Regions from separate parts of the Homo sapiens genome. Here region 1 is linked to region 2. A link is a contact called in ENCODE Hi-C or POLR2A ChIA-PET data. All regions are on one chromosome and are shown on one strand. The core of a region is the stretch at or near the end of the contact, and the rest is flanking DNA. Distances in the headings are between cores, read along the strand shown.

Region 1 (6,815 bases), core at 2,100-4,599, 290 kb after region 2:
TGGAGTGGGTATCAAGTGAAAGGTTTTCCAGAGGAAGAGACATCTGAAGTAGGAACAGGAGTTACCCAGGACAAGAAGGGAGATGGCACAACCCACTGAGACTGGAAAATTTAGCACTGATAGAGTAGAACATACACATAAGGAGTAAAGCTATAGAGTAATGGGGCACACTGGGCGCGGTGGCACACGCCTGTAATCCCAGCACTTTGGGAGGCTGAGGCAGATCACCTGAGGTCAGGAGTGCAAGACAAGCCGGACCAACATGGTGAAACCACATCTCTACTAAATACAAAAAATTAGTCAGGTGTGATGGCACATGCCTGTAATCCCAGCTACTTGGGAGGATGAGGCAGGAGAATCGCTTGAACCCCGGGGGCGGAGATCGTGCCACTGCACTCCAGCCTTGGCGATAAGAGCAAAACTGCATCTAAAAAAAAATAATAACAGGGCAGCCCACAAGTAGAGTGCATCAGCTAAGGGACTGTCACTGCATTTAGAAAGCAATGCATAGATGGTAAAGGATTTTGAAGCATAATACAAGCAGATTTGCACTTTTTTCCTTTCTTTTCTTTTTTCTTTTTTTTTTTTTTTGGTAGTGGGGATGGAGTCTCACTCTGTTGCCCAGGCAGGGGTGCAGTGGCACAATCTTGGCTCACAGCAGCCTCCACCTCCCAGATTCAAGCAATTCTCCTGCCTCAGCCTCCTGGGTGACTGGGATTACAGGGGTGCACCACTACTGTCCACTGATTTTGTATTTTTATTATAGAGAGGGTTTCACCACGTTGGCCAGACTGGTCTCGAACTCCTGACCTCAAGTGACCCATCCGCCTCAGCCTCCCAAAGTGCTGAGATTACAGGTGTGAGCCATCATGTCCAGCCTACACTTTTTTCTTTCTAAAAATCACTGCAAGAATTCCCTTGAGGTTGCAGGAGGGGAGAGATCCCGGAGGCAGAGTGCGGTGGACTGGGGAAGGGGGTTGCAGCTCTAGAGTGCAGGCTGGAGATGTAGAGGAGGGGAAAAATTAGGGAGCTATATCAGAGGTAGACTGGAAACCACCTAGTGATTCATTGGAAGGGGTGCGGTGGTGAGCCAAGAGGATACCGGATCATGGTGAGGATTCAAGGGTCAAGATTGCAGCAGGTTTCACTGGTAGATGGTGTGGCCTTCTGCTGGGAGGTGGGGCATTTGGACACAGCTGATGAATTGATTCCCTCTAGTCCTCCCCTGATGGGCTCCTAACCTTCAGGGTATTTGCTTCTCGCTATCCTTGTCAGCTGCAGTGGGGGACCACAACTCCTTGAGTTCTGCCCAGCTGCAGCTGGACAATTTTTGAACACTTCTGCTCCTGGCTGATGCCTGGTGGCTTGCGGCCTCCCACAGAGAGAACAGATTGAAGCAGCTGGCACTGCAGCCAGAGATGGATGCAGTTGAGCAGAGAGAAGAGGACACAGAAGGCACCGTGAGGAACTCAGAGCTGCTCAATGGTTATGTGACCCTAGGCAATTCAGTTACCTTCTCTGAGTCTTAGATTCTCTATCTACACTTTAATGATGGGGGAGAATACTTACTTCAGACACGTGTTTTAAAGATTTCACATAAAGCGGCGGGGTGCGGCAGCTCACGCCTGTAATCCCAGCACTTTTGGAGGCTGAGGGGGGTGGATCACGAGGTCAAGAGATGGAGACCATCCTGGCCAACATGGTGAAACCCCGTCTCTACTAAAAATACAAAAATTAGCTGGGCGTGGTGGCGCACCCCTGTAGTCCCAGCTACTCGGGAGGCTAAAGCAGGAGAATCGCTTGAACCCGGGAGGCGGAGGTTGCAGTGAGCTGAGATCGTGCCACTGCACTCCAGCCTGGCGACAGAGTGAGACTCCATCTCAAAAAAAAAAAGGCCGGGCACGGTGGCTCACGCCTGTAATCCCAGCACTTTGGGAGGCCAAGACGGGCGGATCAGGAGGTCAGGAGATCGAGACCACCCTGGCTAACATGGTGAAACCCCATCTCTACTAAAAATACAAAAAATTAGCCGGGCGTGGTGGCGGGCGCCTGTAGTCCCAGCTACTTGGGAGGCTGAGGCAGGAGAATGGGGTGAACCTGGGAGGCGGAGCTTGCAGTGATCCGAGATCGCTCCACTGCACTCCAGCCTGGGCGACAGAGCGAGACTCCATCTCAAAAAAAAAAAAAAAAAAAAAGATTTCCCATAAAGCATGTGGAAGTGATTCCTGAACTGTAAAATTCTTTAAGGGAAGTGAAAGGAACAAATATTTTTGGCTAGATGAACTGAGATTCTCCATCTTACCCCCAGCTCCTCTCAGGGAAGACCTGGGGATCATAGAGCTGATATATAGAAAAGTTTAGTCCATCTTGATGGACTCAGAGTACCTTCGAAGTGAAAATAGGATCTGAGAATAGGAGCATGTACTATTAGCACAATAATGTCAAGGTTAATATTTCACAACATGGAGAGGCAAAGTCATTTTAATTGGAGGAATTTCATGTTACACTGGACTGTGTGATCCTCGTAAGAAAATAATTCTTGTACAGACATTTGCCTAAGACTAATCAGGAAAAAAGAGAGCTTAGTCATTACTGCCAGACAGAAACCAAACTGAAGTCTGGTTTTTACCTTCCCCCATTCCCTTCATAAACAAAGAGGCCCAGGGGAAGAATCGCATGAGATGAACACCTCATTCAGACAGTGCGTGATGAGGTGAGGAGTCAAGGCCACATCTATGTGTGTATGGAGCCCAAGCCCTTCCTGCCACACCAGCAGGCGAGAGCCCCCGCATCTCAGCCCTTTCAGCCTCAGCTGCCTCTGGTTCCCTTCCCCCACCAAACTTCCTCCCTCCTCCAGACACACACAAGCTGCCACCATCACCATCACCATCACCACACACAGCACCCAAGTGCCAACCCGATAGCTGAATTGGCCTTCCCTCCAGAAACGTGACAATACTGAACACCTTCCCAGGCCCTGCCCGATGCTGGCTCAGGAGAGGGGAGATCCTACCCCTGCTGGAGGATCTCCCAGTGAAGTGAGGAGAGAGCCCTAGAGGCATGTAACACTGACCCCTCCCCAAAGACCCAGTAGCCCTACCTACTCCATTTTGGAAAGTACGTAACTGGGAAGAAGGAATGCACCCAGGAATTTCTAGGATGTCATGCCTGAGGAGCCCTGTGGGAGAGGGGTTATGCCAGAAGCATAGTGGGGAAGGGAGCAAAAAGAGGCTCCCTTTTTCCCTGATTAGCGCCACTCCATTAGGAGCCTCGAGCTGCTCTTCCCCCTGCCTGGCTGACTGCTGTCTTGGGTGTGTCTGGGAATCAGCCACTGGAGACAGTGAGTGTGGTTGGGGGAAGGCCGGAGAGTGACTGCTGGTAACCCCAGCTGCACATGATGGTGGCCAGCTGCCAGCTGGCTCCTCCCAAAGCCTCCCAGCTGGCAACGGCTTTGAAGTCAGACAAGCCACGGCTCCTAGGCTGTCCCGAGGGGATGTAAGTCCAGGACCTACACACAAAGCACCTATCCAATGACAAGCTAAGTCCAGGCAGGTCCTCCTAAAGGCCCCTGGCTCTCAGACCAGCTGATGCAACTAGATTAGAAAAAACAGAACATGCAAAGCTTACTCACTGCCGGCTGAAACAGTCGGAAGGACAGTTCACAAAGCCATTTCCCATCCATTATATCATTTCATCTGCCCAAAAACCCAGAGGAGAGTCCTGCCGACCCCAGCCATGGGCACGCTGCTCAGCCTCTCTGTGCCTTAGTTACTGTCCTTGTGAAATGGGCAACAATAAGAACACCTCTTCTGCTTTCTAGCTGTTTGTCAATTTCTAGTCACGTGTCTTGGGCAATGCATTTAACTTAATTGTGCTTCAATTTTCTCACATGTCAATGAGGTTAAAAATAGAACCAACCTCATGGGATAGCTGGGAAAATTAAATAAGTTAATACACCTAGAGCACTCAAAACAATGGCTGGATGCATACAAAGTGCTCCATAAATGCTAGCAACTATTATTATTTCTGTGGTTATTATTAATCAGGGGATTGTTAGGAGGATCAACAAAACATTAACAGCTGCCATATAGTGCACATTGACCGTGTTTCTGGCACTGGGTTCAGTCTTTTATGGGAATTACCTTGTACATAATGTTTAGTACACGCTGACTGCAGCACCTAATTCATAGAGAGCCCTTAACAAACAGTAGCCACTATCCTTATCTCCCTCATTCCACAGAGGGGCAAACAACTCAGAGGCTTAATGATTTACCCAAGTCCACAAAGCTAATAAGTAAGGAGAACTTAGACTTGAATCCAGGTCTTCTGAGAAACAGGCTTCCATGATCCTTCAATTCTCACCTTCTTCTTGTCCCACCTTCCCCAGCCTGGCACTCAGCATTTGCTCCACAGCTAAAGCTGGCTTCCCTTCATGAGACACATCTGCTGCTCAGTCGCAAGGTGCCCAGCCTTCTCCGCACAGGTGTTAAGAGCTCCTGCAGGCCGGGCATGGTGGCTTATGCTTTAATCCCAGCACTTTGGGAGGAGATGGACGGATCACCTGAGGTCAGAAGTTCGAGACCAGCCTGGCCAACATGGCGAAACCTGTTCTCTACTAAAAATACAAATAATAGCTGGGCATGGTGGCAGGCACCTGTAATCCCAGCTACTCGGGAGACTGAGGCAGGAGAATTGCTTGAACCCGGGAGGCGGAGGTTGCAGTGAGCCGAGATCGCGCCATTGCACTCCAGCCTGGGCGACAGCGTGAGACACCATCTTAAAAAAAAAAAAAAAAAGGAGCTCCTGCAATGGGAAGGACCACACTTGCCTCCAAATGGCGTTTCTCCTTTAGGAGCCAGGAACCAGGCTCCAGCAGGCACAGAGGGGTGCAAGGCAATGAGACAGGGTCATAGATGTTCCCAGGGAGCAGACCCAACCCCAGTTCCAGCTCTGCCTTCTTTAGGAATAACACGGAATCACAGATGCTCCTGGGGCTCATGACTGGCTCCAACTCCAGTTCTGCCCTTCTATCTAAATGTCCCTCTGCTGCAATTCTGTGGTGGAGCCTTCCCAGAAAACAACTCCAAATCCTCCCTTAGTTGAGCAAAGTGAGTCCACAACCAGCAGCAGCCAGCTGAGGGGTGAAAGATGTTTCCCTGCACGTTACATATCAAAGGCAATGTTTTGCTTAAGACATGACTGCTGGACTGTGGGCAAGTTACTTCCCGTCTCTGGGCCACAGTTTCCTCACGTGAAATGTTGAAAAAATAAGACTCATCCAGCAGGGCTGCTCTAAGGGCCAAATGAGAGAATGGATGTCAGAGCACAGGACCTGGCACCAGAAACACAAACAGGAGGAGTCAGCACACTGTACGGACTCCACAAATGCTCACTGACCAGATGGAACTTGACAGCCCAATATGCCAAGGTGGCTCACGGTAAAGTGAGCAAGAACACCTTAAGGGAGAGTACAAGGATGTGAGACCAAGATCCTCACTGAAGAATAAAAGCCTGTGTCCACCACAGGGGGCTCCAGCCTGGAGAAGGACACTCTCCCAGAAACTCTGCAAAACCCCACTTACCATAGAAGATGGAGAAGCCGTGTGGCAGAGGCACAAGATAGCAGCCATGGGGAGATGTGACCAGTTAGGTGACAAGGAAGCAATGGAGCTGCCTTTGCATTTGAAGCTCAAGATTCATATGAGCTGGTCCTTGCCAAGAAACAGGTGCACACTGAGGAGGACCAGAGTGGTGGTATGCTAGAGCTGTCATGGATCATGGCCCACAAGAGCCAATTGCTACTTTTTCAGAATGTTTGCAAACCAGTTACTAAATGTGGCCATGGAAGGCTGGGCGCGGTGGCTCACGCCTGTAATCCCAACACTTTGGGAGGCCAAGGCGGGTGGATCACCTGAGGTCAGGAGTTCGAGACCAGCCTGGCCAACGTGCCAAAACCCCGTCTCTACTAAAAATGCAAAAATTAGCCAGGCGTGGTGGTATGTGCCTGTAGTCCCAGCGACTCAGGAGGCTGAGGCAGGAGAATTGCTTGAACCTGGGAGGCGGAGGTTGCAGTGAGCTGAGATCACACCACTGTACTCCAGCCTGGGTGACAGAGCGAGACCCTGTCTCAAAAAAACCAAAAATATGAATAAATAAATAAATGTGACCATGATTAAAATTATATAAACTTAAGTGAATATTAAAATCAATGATAATAAACACTCAAAACTCATCACTTCCTAATTATTATACTGTATTTTACTACCATCTATGCTCTTAAAGTGATTTATATCTATTATATCTCTGTGATAGAAATGCTCGGCCGGGCATGGTGGCTCACGCCTGTAATCCCAGCACTTTGGGAGGCTGAGGCAGATGGATCACGAGGTCAGGAGTTTGAGACCAGCCTGGCCAACATAGTGAAACCCCGTCTTTACTAAAAATACAAAAAAAAATTAGCTGGGTGTGGTGGCACGTGCCTGTAGTCCCACCTACTCAGGAGGCTGAGGTGGGAGAATTTCTTGAACCTGGGAGGCAGAGGTTGCAGTGAGCCAAGACCACGCCACTGCAGTCCAGCCTAGGTTAACAGAGTGAGACTCCATCTCAAAAAAAAAAAAAAAAAAGAAAAGGGAAATGCTCAGTCCTATTACATTTTTTAAACCTGAATCAGCCATAGAGTATTTACACCACAGGAATGGGCAAACCTACAAATCATGATCCCTTCCCTGCCCTACAGAGCCAGTTGTTAAACATTTATCAGCTCACCACTAATGAAGAGGCTCTCCACTGCTCCAGTGCCTCCAAGGAAATGGGCT
Region 2 (6,787 bases), core at 795-3,294:
TTACTCAAATAAGGATTTTACATTTCCTTGCCTGACAGTATTTTTGAATTATTTATATAAAATATCTATCTTTTCATCATGTCTATAGTTCCTGAGATTTTAAAAAAATTTGCTTAGTAAAGGTTATTTTGTGATATAAAATGGGATTTATAAAAATATTAGATTGTTTATTTCTTTACTGTGGAAAAGTACAATGTCATCTGTATTAATTATTGCTTTTACATTCATTGATTATTAGTCATTCTAACTTGGAAAATAATGCAATTGGGTCACAGTGTTAAAAATCTAGAAAAGACTTGTTGGTTTATATGCTGAAATTGTTCATTTATAATTAATTTTACTAATTTCTACTTAGTTTGGATCACTAACAGAGATCTTGGGACATTTATTTGTTTTAAAGAAATATTTATGGTTATGGAAACGCTTGCCCTAATAAAAATCCTGCATATTCATTGTTTTTTTAAATTCACATTTTATACTTATATGATCTCTAAAGCTCTTGCTATGTTGCTATAAGACAGTAATATAGTGATAATTTACCAACTTTATTGAAAATGTTGTTACATCAATAAAATAGCATGCTGGGAACCTGAGAAGGAAGGTTTCTTTAGTACTGCCACAGATGTCCTGGAGTTTTCCTTGAAACATCTTTCATTTCCATTTTACTTGATGCCTCTACCTACTAAAACTAGATTTGGTACTTCCGATAGTGTATATTTACAGCTATATTATATTTACATTTTTACAGACTATCTTCTGATAATCTGTATTTACAGCTATGTTATTTTATATTTTTAAAATCTTACAGCTATAAAATAGTAAATTGTGAATTAGCTGTCCAAGGGCAATTTGGAAAACAAACTGTACAGTTTCCTCTCATTTATCAGGCTCTAAGCGATCTGCAGTTTATCTGGGCTATTATGCAATGTGAGATATTATTTATGAGAGGCAGGCAGTGGCAGCTTAAACAGACATACCTCCTCAGCATTCTTTTCCATGCAGAGTTCAAAGAGGCCTAAGACATCTCACATTTATGTGAAATAGTTGAGGCACAAGTATGTGGTTAACTACACATAAATTACCAATAAAATTAAAAGTTAACTAAAATACTACAGAAGACATTTAATATTTTGCTTCAGACTGTTATAGTACCTTAGGGTTATGAACATCAATTACCTTTGAGCCTTACTATATTTAAAGGGAAGGGGAAGCTGACATTTTTATCTTTTTTAATGGGTACACTCTACGTTACCTTAAAGGCTTCCCCGGTTTAAGCAAAAATAGAATTATGTGGTTTAAATCATATACCTTATTCTTCATACTTAGCTCCAAGTAGATTATGACTTTTCCTAAAACTTAACATGACAGAGATTTGCCTTCCAGGGGGTCTAATTTGAAGAGGAAAGTAATTTAAATGTATAGGTTTATATAATAGCATTGTATTTTTCTCTATTTTATTCATTCTTTCATTCTCTTCGATGACTCCCAGCACCTGCGCGTCCATCTTCATTCTTAGCCAATGACCTTTCCTTTTACTTAACAGAGAAAATAACAATCAGAAGAGTCTTCATAAGTTCCCACCCCGTCTGCCCGCTTTCTACAGCCAACCCCACATGCCCTGCCTTCTCTCCTTTCACTGTGGATGAACCGCCCGTGCCCCAAGCAAAGACAAACCCTCCACTTGAACACTCACTTGCTGAAGGATGTGGCTTAGGCAGTTTTCCTGTCTCCTGAAGCCACAGTATTCCCCTTCAACTGGATTCTTCTCCTCAGCATATAAATATACTTTTTTTTCCTATCTTTAAAAAAAAAAAAGAGTAAAATCACCCCATTTTTTTCCTTTACAATATGACTCAAAAGAGTAGTTCATACTTCCTGCCTCCATTTTCTTCCCTCACATTATCTCTTAAACATTCTCTGATCACGCCAGCCAAATTGCTCTTGTCAACTCATTTCCCAGTTCTCATTTCACTTGACTTGTTAGCAGTTGACCTCTCCTTTCTTCTGGGAAGTTTCTTCGTTTCTCCGAAACACTCACTGCACAAGCCTTCATATCTCCTAGTCTCCATCTTGTCTCTTTGACCTCTGATGTAAGGACTGAGTCCTTGGACCACTTCTCTTTTCTATTTATACTTACTCCCTGCGTCATCACCCCCAGTCTTGTGGCTTCAAATGCTATCTGTGTGTGGATAGCTCCTCCAGTCCACACCTCTTTTCTGAATCTTTTTTCAAATTCACACATGTGAATTTGAATTCCAGGCTCATCACATCCAGGTGTGTTCCCCACACCTCCACCTGAATGTCTATTAGAAATCTCACACCCCTCTTGTCCAAAACTGAGCTCTTGATCTTTAACCAGAAACTTTATCTCAGCTATTGGCAACTCCAGGTTTCTGTTTTGCTCAGGCCACAGACTTCAGAGTCATTCTCACACTGCCTTTTCTCTCATACACCATTATGTACCTGTCAGCAGGTCCCAAATATCTAGAATTTGATTGCTTCACATCCCTATAGCAACTCTCCTGGTTCAAGCCCATCATCATCTGGATTTTTGGGAAGTGGTCTTAACTGGTGTGCTGCCCTTCCCCTCTGCTCTCAACCCTATTTTCAACATAGCAGTCAGAATAATCTAAAATATAAACCAGATCATATCACTCCTCTGCTCAACACCCCCTCCCAATACCTTCATGTCATCCTCAGAGTTATTGTCCAAGCCTCTAACTGTGGTCTACAAGTCTTTACATGATCTGTCCTGTTACATTTTCCACTCTCGCTCCAGACCTGACCTAAGAGGCTTTTCTCTGAACTTGCTAAACATGCTCTTACCTGAGGGTCCATTCCCACTGCCTCTGCCTGGAATGCTCTTCCCCAGACATGCATCTGCGTGGATCATTTCCATGCCTCCTCAGGTCTTTGCCCTCATGAAGCCTTCCCTGACAACCCTATTTAAGATTGTAATCCCCTCCCACAGTGGCCCCTATCTGCTAGAGACTGAATGTTTTTGTCCCCCCAAAATTCCTATGTTGAAGCCTTAATCTCAACATAGGAGGTTTGGCCTTTGTGAGTTAGTTTTAGATGAGGTCATGTGGGTAATAGAATTAGTGCATTTATAAGGGCGTGAAGAGCCCTCACTGTGAGGAAACCAGAATGTAAGCCTTCACCAGAACTTCTTCATGCTGGCACCCTGGTCTTAGACTTCCCAGCCACTAGATCTGTGAGAAAGAAATGTTTGTTGTTTAAGCCACCCTGTCTATGGTACTCTTGTTACAGCAACCTGAACTAAGACACTATCCCTCTCCCCTGCTTTCTTTTTCTGTTATCACCATAATTAATGTTTTACTTATATATGATTTGTTAATGTATGTCTCTTCCCACTAGAAACCGAATTCTATGACAGCAAGGGTTTTTGTTTTCATTATTGTCATATTACCTGTGCCTGGCATGTGATAAGCCCTAAGTACTTGTTGACTGAATTAACATATGAGATCTGTGAGTCTGAAAAAAGAAGTACATCATTCCTTCACATGTCATTTTGAGCCACTGTTAACAGATTACATAACTGTTATTGGAAGTGCCTCACTACTCCATTTGGAAAGTATTCCTGGAATACACGATGAATGACTCAGTAGAAGTTCTGGCTATGGGGGAGTGCCATCAATAAATAAAAATAATACCATTGTCTGTTGGTTATAAGTTGCTGTCACAGACTATGAAGGTATTTGAATTGTATTTTCAGGAAGAGAAACAGATATGCAACCAATCTGATTTGGTTCCACACCCTGCCACAGAAGTCCCAAAGGAGAAGCAAATGCCACTTGTAGACTCAAACTCTGGACTTCATTCTCAGCACCATCTCTTAACCTACTGAGTAAATCCTATGAACCTGACTAGGGTGGCAACTGAAGTTGTAGTACTTTCTGTCTTCAAAGGAGGGTGAACCTGGAGTATGTTGGAAGAAGTGTTAGGTTCATTAGAGACACCTCTTTCATAACTGCTGTCACCTAGAATGTCTATTCTCTAAGCACCTTCTTGAAAGAAGCACATTCCCCCAGGAGGAGGAAATGGTTTGTTTTCTTTAGTGACAGTTGGCCCAGGATCCTAAGGTAAAGGAGTATGGGCACTAGACAAAATGAGTTTTATAATAGTCGATTGGAAGGAATGGAAGTTTTTGAATCACAGGCTTCTGCCTTGAAAGGGCAAGTCCGTGGTGGTCATGAACCACCCAGAGTGTGTACAAGGCTCCTGCCAGAAGAAATGCCTGTAGGATTAAAAGCAAAACAGCAGAATCAAAAAGGAAGGGCACGATGATGCCCAGGTGCAGCCTATATTATTAACAGACAAGGAAAGAATCCAAATAAAAGTTCTGTAAACCAGCTGTTGTCCTGTTTTCTGTTTCCCTTCAAAGCAAAAATATAGATTTGCATATATTTGCAGTCTCCCCTTCCTTGCCTCTCAGTCTTCCCTGAAAATCTATTCCAGTTAGGTCTGCATCCTTGTCATGCTGAAATGACTCTTAGGAAGGTCACCAAGGACCTCTGTCTTAACAAATTCAATAGCCATTCCTGCCTTTACTCATTTACATTCCTTACTCATCTTCTCAGCAATGTTGGACATAATTGACAACTTCTGCCTTCCTGAAACAATAATTCTCTGAGCTTCAACATATGGCATTATACTCTTCAGATTTTACTCTCTCTCACTGGCCAGTCCCTCTCAATTTCCCTGGCTAGCTTCTCTTCTAAATGTTATAGGATCTCAGGCTCAAGAATGTTCCCTATCTTCATTCTCTCTAGGTAATCTCATTCAGTCCCGAGGCTTAAATATATACGTACCAATAACTTGCACACTTTTTTTTTTAGATGGAGTTTCGCTCTTGTTGCCCAGGCTGGAGTGCAATGGTGCGATCTCAGCTCACTGAAACCTCCGCCTCCCAGGTGCAAGCGATTCTCTTGTCTCAGCCTCCCAAGTAGCTTGGATTACAGGCATGCACCACCATGCCCAGCTAATTTTTTTGTATTTATTAGAGATGGGGTTTCACCATGTTAGGCTGGTCGCAAACGCCTGACCTCAAGTGATCCACCCGTCTCGGCCTCCCAAAGTGCTGTGATTATAGGCGTGCACCACCACGCCCAGCCAACTTGCACACATTTATCTTATTTTCCATCATTGCCCCTGAGCTTCAGACTGAAATACCCACTGCATTTTTAACACAACCATCTACCTAGTTCAGGTCACAAACTAGAAGTCACCTTGCTAGCTCTCTTTCCCTCAGCCCTTACATGCAGTCTGTCAGCAAGTCCTGCTGGATCTATCTCCAAAGTGGATACTGAACATTACCATAGCTCCCTATCTGTTGCTACCATCTTAGTTCAATCCACCATTATCTATTAGTCTTCCTACTGTCCTTTCTTCCCATAGTAGCCAGTGTTCTTTCTGAAACAGTAGGTCACACCACTACTGTTTAAAACTCTCCAGTGGCTCCTTGTTGCACTAACAATAAAATCCAAATACCTTAAAAAGGCTGGCGAGATCCTGTGAGATGTGGTCCCTGCTATCTCTCCAGTTCCACCCCCTGCCACTCTTGTCCTTGCTAACTCAGTACAAGAGACATTAGTACAGATAGCTCTTTTACCACCTCAGCTTGCCAAGCTTTTTCCCACTGGGGCTTTTGCAACACTTATTCTTTCTTCCGGGAATATCCTTCGCACCCACCTTGAAAGGCTGCTCCTGCTCTTTTTATTCGATTCTGAGCATGTCACTCCTCAGAAAAGGCCATCTCTGACTTCTCTCCATTGTTATCCAATTACCATGTCTTATTTTCTTCTTAGCACCCATTGCTGTCAAAATACATTAGATGTGTTTGTCCACACATCATCTTTCACCACTGAAATATAAATTCATTAGAGCAGGAATTCTATTTTCTTCTACATTGTACCCCCTAGTACCTAGAGAAGTATCTGGCATACAGTAAAGTTCAATAAATATTTGTTAAATTAATGTATATTGATGCTGATGTGATTTTACAAGGTCAATTTTAACTGATACCTAACTTCAACAAAAAGAACCCTCTGCCACTTGACTGAACCTGTACCTTTGGACGAGTTTCTTATCCACTGAGCTGTAATTTACTCATATGTAAAATGGTACTTTTTACCTCATAGGGCAGGTGTTGAGAATTAAATGAAGTGCATGACAACACAGTAAACACTTGAAAACTGAAGCTAAGTGGGTTTTTTTTTTTTTTTTACTTAATGTAAACATTACCATTACAAAGTGCCAAGTTTTTTGAATCTGGAAAAGTTCTTTTGGGCTTTTCTACAGATAGAAGAATGTTTTAGTCAAGGCTCATGGGTAGGGCCAGGCAAGGTGGCTCATGCCTGTAATCCCAGCACTTTGGGAGCCCAAGGCAGAAGGATCACCTTAGGTCAGGAGTTTGAGACCAGCCTGGCCAACGTATAGTGAAACCCCATCTCTACTAAAAATACAAAAATTAGCTGGTTGTGGTGGCGCATGCCTGTAGTACCAGCTACTTGGGAAGCTGAGGAGAATCGCTTGAACCCGGGAGGCGGAGGTTGCAGTGAGCCAAGATCATGCCGCTGCACTCCAGCCTGGACGACAGAGCGAGATTCTGTTTCTCAAAAACAAAAACAAAAAGCAAAAACAAAACCTCATGGGTAACATATTTTCATCTAAATTACCTGCCTTTTTATTTTTCAATAAAGTTTTTTCCTCTCCCTCGTCATTGTTCACGAAGAAACAGTGTTCTATGATTTCATTAAAGTCACTA

What was found. A loop is a pair of places that touch in the nucleus more often than their neighbours do. ChIA-PET counts read pairs that join two places held with the same protein, here RNA polymerase II (POLR2A). Pooled maps may share reads with other maps.
Region 1: a pooled map shows a loop between it and region 2 (3-fold over the local background). The contact joins two enhancer-like sites. A Hi-C loop is called at or near these places in 1 of 168 maps with a recorded cell type or tissue (CD14-positive monocyte), 2 of 37 single-sample maps with no recorded cell type and 3 of 50 pooled maps. POLR2A ChIA-PET finds 5 or more read pairs at or near these places in 1 of 52 experiments (PC-9).

The regions. Positions count from the first base shown.
Region 1 is chr9:105,061,287-105,068,101 of GRCh38, forward strand. No RefSeq gene overlaps it. Among named protein-coding and RNA genes, the nearest start is that of CT70, 73 kb to the left of the region's middle. Within about 2 kb of position 3,350, at least 30 of the 41 ENCODE cell types and tissues checked have a DNase peak (open chromatin) inside an H3K27ac peak, as active enhancers do; they include CD14-positive monocyte, where a contact is called at or near this core.
Region 2 is chr9:104,773,392-104,780,178 of GRCh38, forward strand. NIPSNAP3B (nipsnap homolog 3B) reads left to right here. Exons shown (of 6, transcript NM_018376.4): 6 at 1-4,373. Among named protein-coding and RNA genes, the nearest start is that of NIPSNAP3B, 13 kb to the left of the region's middle. RefSeq lists an enhancer at 1,853-2,102. Within about 2 kb of position 2,045, at least 5 of the 41 ENCODE cell types and tissues checked have a DNase peak (open chromatin) inside an H3K27ac peak, as active enhancers do; they include CD14-positive monocyte, where a contact is called at or near this core.